Regions from separate parts of the Mus musculus genome. Here region 1 is linked to region 2. A link is a loop called in an ENCODE intact Hi-C map of the cell type or tissue named here. Cell type or tissue: left cerebral cortex. All regions are shown on one strand. Each heading gives the region's core, and the rest is flanking DNA. Links, peaks and the distances in the headings are about the cores only.

Region 1 (2,905 bases), core at 321-2,820, 53 kb before region 2:
GGAAGAATGAACAGAAAGATCTCGGCAATGAGCGAAGGTCCCCAAAGCACAAGAAAGCATTGAGGCATTTGATAGAGATAGCTTTTGGCTGTGGAAGCCATGGAGTGCACCCAGACTGCCTGGGGTCCAAAGAGCTTTAGAGAAGGTAGGACCTGCCACCGAGCACTCCAAGGGACAGTAGGGATTGACAGTGTAAGTGATGACCCTACAGGGTGAGAGGGCACAGTCACCCAGAGGGGTCAAATAAGCATATCCTCAAAGACCTGCTCTGTGGGTCCCAGGCCTCCGGTGACCTCCTGGAGATGCCACCCTATAGGAAAGAGGCTCTGGGCTAAGTGGTTTTCCCAGTGGCTTGTCCTGCACAGACTCAGGGGCAGGAGAACGGGTCAAGGGCAGACACACAGGTTCTATAAGCCTTGGGCAGAACAAAGTTCTCATACTTAACGGCTGTGTGTCTGAGTGGGTGTGGACAGCCAGGAAATCCCATGACCTCTGAAATCCTGGGGAAAGGGTTTGCGAGGGTGGCTGAGTCAGAGGGTGCACTGGAGGCTGAGGGGATCTCTGCCAGGGACATGCCCTCCCTTGAGCCTGGCTAAGAGGTGGGAAAATAGGATCCTGTTCTCACGAGCCTCCTCAGTTGCCCCTCCCTTCAAACCTCTTCTTAGCCACTCACCTGCATGCTGTCTCCAATCCAGAGAACTATGGAGACGTGGGGCAGAGCTAAGAACCCATTTGTCAGATAAAATCAGTGAGGTCCACAGAGAGCGATGCCTCCACCATATCTCCTAGCTAGTGGTCAGGGATCCAGCAGGCTAGGGCCTGCCTGGTTCATGGCTAAGATCACCAGCCATGGATTCCCAAGGACCGAGTTGACTCATCCAAGCCCTTTGGAGGATCCTACTCCAGGGTCATGCAATCACCTGTTTCTTGGGGAGCCTGAGGAGGGGGGGGGCATAGAACACCACCTTTGATACCTAAACTTTATAAACTGAGTACTTGGTCCAAACCAGAGCCAAGGGTGGGGTGGGGCAGGGCAGGCTGTCCACAGGTTCTGCTGGTGGGATTTCTTTTTTTAGGTTGGATGGAACCCTGTGGTCCACCCCAAGATGGCAAAGATATTATATGTCTTTGGGGAGGTGTGAAGTGAGATCTGAGGTTGGGTGGATGCCCCTGGACCACTTTGTGCTGTCTGTCTGCCTAGCTCACAGACTCACCCTGCCTCTGGCATCTCTGTCAGGTTAGGATCAATAGCAGGGTGCTGGATTTTTAGGATGTGGAGACACCTAAACACTGAACTACATCTGTGCCTTTCAGATCTTCGAGATGGGTGTCCCAATGCAGGGGCTTCAGGGTGAACTCAGGATCTTGGTCTGGGAGACCCCACTGTTCCCAATGATGTTTGATTCCCAACCAAGATCCAACGCTCTCACCTAGACGATGACACTGTCGGTCATCCTGCCCACCACAGAGAGAGCCTGCTTCCCCTTGGAGGAAGCTGGGCCCTAGGAACCAGCTCACCAGCCCCTTCCCTTCTGGAAGAGGCTCCTGAAGGAGTTTGACTCTCTCCGTACTGCCCTTTACCAAGATGGGCCAGCTCAGAAAAGATGGTGGGAGGGGAAGAAGGAGAAAGGAAGGTACGGAGAGGAGGTGGTACCTCAGAGACCTCATATACACATACTCTCTACAACTGACACTCACACAGGACAGTGGCCAGACCTGATGTCACCCAAGAACTCCGAAGGGCTCCAGCAAGGGCTTCTTGTGGTCTGAACTTTCTCTGCCAGCTCAGTTCCTCCTGTCCTTTGGGAATTCAGCAATATTGTATATTGCCCGGGGCAGACAACATTTATATACTCATTTATCATCTAATGAATGGGCCATGGGACATTGCTGTGGGCCCAAAGTATGTGTTGTTATCCTCTGCAGCCTCAGTGTTTGCTTCTGGTCCACTGTCTACAATGAGCTCAGAAGTGCTCGCTGAATTCACAAATAGGGCTCTAATGATATTTATTGAGTGTTTATTATGTACCGGATACTAAGTCGATCACTAGGATGTTCTGAAGAATAACCTCAGATCCCTCTCAGAGCTGTCAATCAAATATGTAGACAGAGAAAGAGCATAACTTCTCACCCTGGAGACCACTGTGGAAGTTCCCAGAACCGACATCAGGCAGCACAGAGTCGCCTATAAACTATAGTTCCAGGGGATCCAGTGCCCTCTTCTGGTCTCTTTGGGCACCTGCGTACACAGCCTCATGTAGGCACATACACACGTAAAATGGAAAATAATGAATTCTTCTTTTGCTTTTTGTCTGTTTGTTTGTTTTTTCTTTTCTCAAGACAGGGTTTCTCTGTGTCACCCTGGCTGTTCTGGAACTCACTCTGTAGACCAGGCTGGCCTTGAACTCAGAAACCCACCTGCCTCTGCCTCCCAAGTGCTGGGATTAAAGGCATGAGCCACCACCCCCCAGCTATGAACTCTTCTTTAAAAATATTTTAGGCCGAACATGTTTCTGGGTGCTCTTAATCCCAGCACTTGGGAGGCAGAAGTATGTGGATCTATGTGAGTTCAAGGCTATCCTGGTCTACAGCCAGGGCTACACAAGAAGGAGACTCGGGAGGGGGCAGGGCCTCCTGCAGCCCTTTGTTGGAAGGGGTGTGTGTTGTGCCCGATGGCTCTGAAGGCCATGGACCCTGCCAGCTAACAGACAGCTCGGCCCAGGGAGCTTTTCCCATAATGGGATTTGCTCAATGGGATTTGGCCTGGAACATCAAGTCAAATCCACATCTGGGGTAGGTGTGAATAGTGACTCTGAGTCCCTGGAGGCTCCTGGATCAAGTGGTTTCCATTTCATCTGCAGGAGGGCAACTTCCCAGGAAACAGACAGGGCACAACCTAGGAGAT
Region 2 (2,905 bases), core at 291-2,790:
ATCTTGGGCCTGGGACACCAAAGTTCTAGGGCTTACCTAGAAAGGTGGCGTCACTAACCACTAGTCCCCCATCGCTGACACCCAGCCCCTGAGCAGACATCAGACGACTCTGGCACAATCTGAAACCAACTTGTTTGTTTCCAAAAAACAAAACAAAACAAAACAAAACCTCCCCCTAGATCCAGCCTGACTACTGCCCCTCCCCTGAGAACACTCTTCCGATTCCAACATGGGGCTGCAGTGCAAGCTAGCAAAGTGTTCTCCACCCCTAAACAAATGGGCAGCTGCTTAAACCCCCCTCGTGTGCCCTCCACCCACCCCTGCCCCTTGAAGGCCAGGCTGAGGGCATGACAGCACCATTGTCCCTGGGTGATTAATTGTGGTAATAAAGGGCTGCACTGACCTTCAAAGGCTAGCCAGGCTGTGGGAGCCTAGGCTCTGTGCACACAGGAAGCCCATGGGGGCCCCAAGGCCTCTTAGACACCAGCACCTATGCTCTAAAGGACCCACTGTGTGCCAGGTCAGGAACTCAACATGTGGCTTCTCCTACTGTAAGATGACAGATACCACCCCTGCTACAGAGACAGAGAGAGAGACAGAGACAGAGAGAGACAGAGAGACACAGAGATAGAGAGACACAGAGAGACAGAGAGAGACAGCGAGAGACAGAGAGAGAGATTGATTCATGTCTGAGGAGAGCAAGAGCTGAGCTAAGGCAGGAGCCTGCCCAGTGTCAGCTTCCAAAGAGATCTGAAGGGACAGTGAGGGGGGACAAACCATGCCCCCTCAGCCTCTGTCTTCCTACCTGAAATATGAGAACGGTGTCATAGAGATTTGGGTAGGACACAGGCAAAGCTGGGGCAAGAAACAGGAAAGGAGAGCAGAGACCACAACTTGCCCTTTTCTTTATCTCTGTCTCTCTCTGTCTCTGTCTCTGTCTCTCTATCTCTGTCTCTGTCTCTGACGCATACATTGTGCACACACATATACAGACCACAGAAGGATCACTGTATCTCTCCTTATCAATCCCCACTCTATTCCCTTGAGACAGCGTGTCTCTCTGAATCTGGAGCTGGACCCATGGCCAGCGAACCCCAATAATCCTCCTCCCTCCACTGCACCCCTCACAGCACTGGGGTTGAAGGTGCACAGGGCCGTGTTTGACTTTTTACAAGGTCACTGGGGATTTGAACGCAGATCCTCATGCGTGTACCTCCAACTCGTACCACACGAGCTTTATTCCCAGCCCAGAGGTCTGAGAGTAGAAAACTGAGGCAAACCCAAGCCAGGTGGTGACTCATGCCTGTCATCCCAGCACTTGGATGGCTGAAGGAGGAAGATCAGAAATTCTCTGCCAGCCTGGATTGCAGGGCGAGTTCCAGGCTAGTCTGGACTGCAGAATGAGACCGTGTCTCAAACTGCCAGAGACAGAGACTGAGAGAGAAAGGAAGAGGCAGAGAAAGCCACCCACCACCTGTGCAATGTGAGACAGCTCACACAGAACGGGAGGGAACACACTTGCGTGTCTATCCCCATAACAGGGCCAAGATGTGTATGTCATGAGCTCACATCCTTGAGCTAAGAACTGCATCTGTCCCATCCTCGGACTTGCCTGGGCACAGACCTTTTTGTTGCCCCTTCCCAACACAGACCAGCCCTCACTACTAGCTAAGCCCATGGGAGGAGCTCAGCTCTCAGGCAACCCCAGACAGAGGGCAATGCCAGTGGTTCGCTTTTTACAAATCAGCCAACATAACCAGAGAGAAGAGCTATGTTCTCTTGTAGGGACAGCTGCCATAACTCTCTCTGCCTCCTGCTCATCCTCCACGAGTCCACCCCTGCACACACACTGACCCCTGGGGCCGGCCACTCACAGGCGAGGACAGACAGCGCCTCCGAGATTCTTCCTGGTTTTTCACTCCGGATTCCTGAGCTCAGGACCTGGCCTGCTGATGGCCCCTGTTCCCTCCTTCTGGCTCTCTGGGCAGCTCTCTGGGGCTTTTGAAGGTGCTAAATACAGGTTACAGGGGTCATGGGTCAGAGCCCTTCCTTCAGGGAAGTTTGGCTTGAATCGTCCGTGAAGTAGTTATCTTTCAGTGGGGTGGACAGGGGTGAGAGGCAAATTTCTTAAATGACAGTGGCTATCCCTTCCCCCACCTACCTAGTGTACACATACACACACACATCTGGATTTCCTGTTTTCCTTTCTCCCAATTCTATCCTTAAGCCACAAAACATAAAGGGAGCAGGGGCAAGAACAGAGCAGAGACAGGACTGGCCTGGATGCCTGAAAACTTGTCGTAGCCTAAACTTTTATCTATCTGTCTGTCTGTCTGTCTGTCTGTCTGTCTATCTATAGTATTTTCTTTCTCCTGGACATAAAGACTTGGGTCACAGTTATTCCATTGACAAGCAGCAGGGGCAGGATTTGAACCTGCCCTGGTCTACAGCAAAGGTGGGGTGAGACTAAAGCTGCCCTGATAGAAGAATGATCCAATCCATCTAAGCCCTCTGCGCCATCCGCAGGCCTAGATGGCCTGGGACGGGGGCTTTTCCACTGCAGGGATAAGGGAAAAGTGAGAGAGTGGGGGTCCCCAGCAGAGAAGGCCACAAGGAATCAGAGGACTCCGGCTCAGGCTGCTGGTCCAAGGTCTTTTCTCTCTCCTTCCTGCTATCTCTATCCTTAAGGGGAAGACTCCTCCCCAGGGGAGGCTAGTCAATTCCCCAGCATTCCCAGGAGAGGACTGTTCTGAAGGGGGGGGGGGCACATATTGTGTCTGAGGTTGGGAGGGAAGAGCCTCAGTCCCCAGAAGAAGCAGCTGACCCTCTGGATCTCAGGAAGGTTCTAGAATCAAGGAGTACTCACTGAACACTTGTCTATTGCAGTGTCCCATCCGGACAGAAC

Evidence for each region. Hi-C counts contacts between places; a loop is a spot of excess contacts. Peaks named below come from ENCODE experiments on the same cell type or tissue, not always from the same donor. Only the 100,000 strongest peaks of a DNase experiment are listed, where the experiment ranks them.
Region 1: it touches region 2 in a loop (2.5-fold over the local background); 1 of 42 quality-filtered maps calls a loop at or near these places.

Annotation. Positions count from the first base shown.
Region 1 is chr4:139,751,139-139,754,043 of GRCm38, forward strand. All of the region lies in intron 7 of Pax7 (paired box 7), which reads right to left. Among named protein-coding and RNA genes, the nearest start is that of Gm42334, 18 kb to the left of the region's middle. In left cerebral cortex, for the core only: no CTCF peak of the experiment used is centred there; no DNase peak of the experiment used is centred there.
Region 2 is chr4:139,803,818-139,806,722 of GRCm38, forward strand. The region is part of intron 4 of Pax7 (paired box 7); the gene reads right to left. Among named protein-coding and RNA genes, the nearest start is that of Pax7, 28 kb to the right of the region's middle. In left cerebral cortex, for the core only: no CTCF peak of the experiment used is centred there; a DNase peak (open chromatin) is centred at 1,372.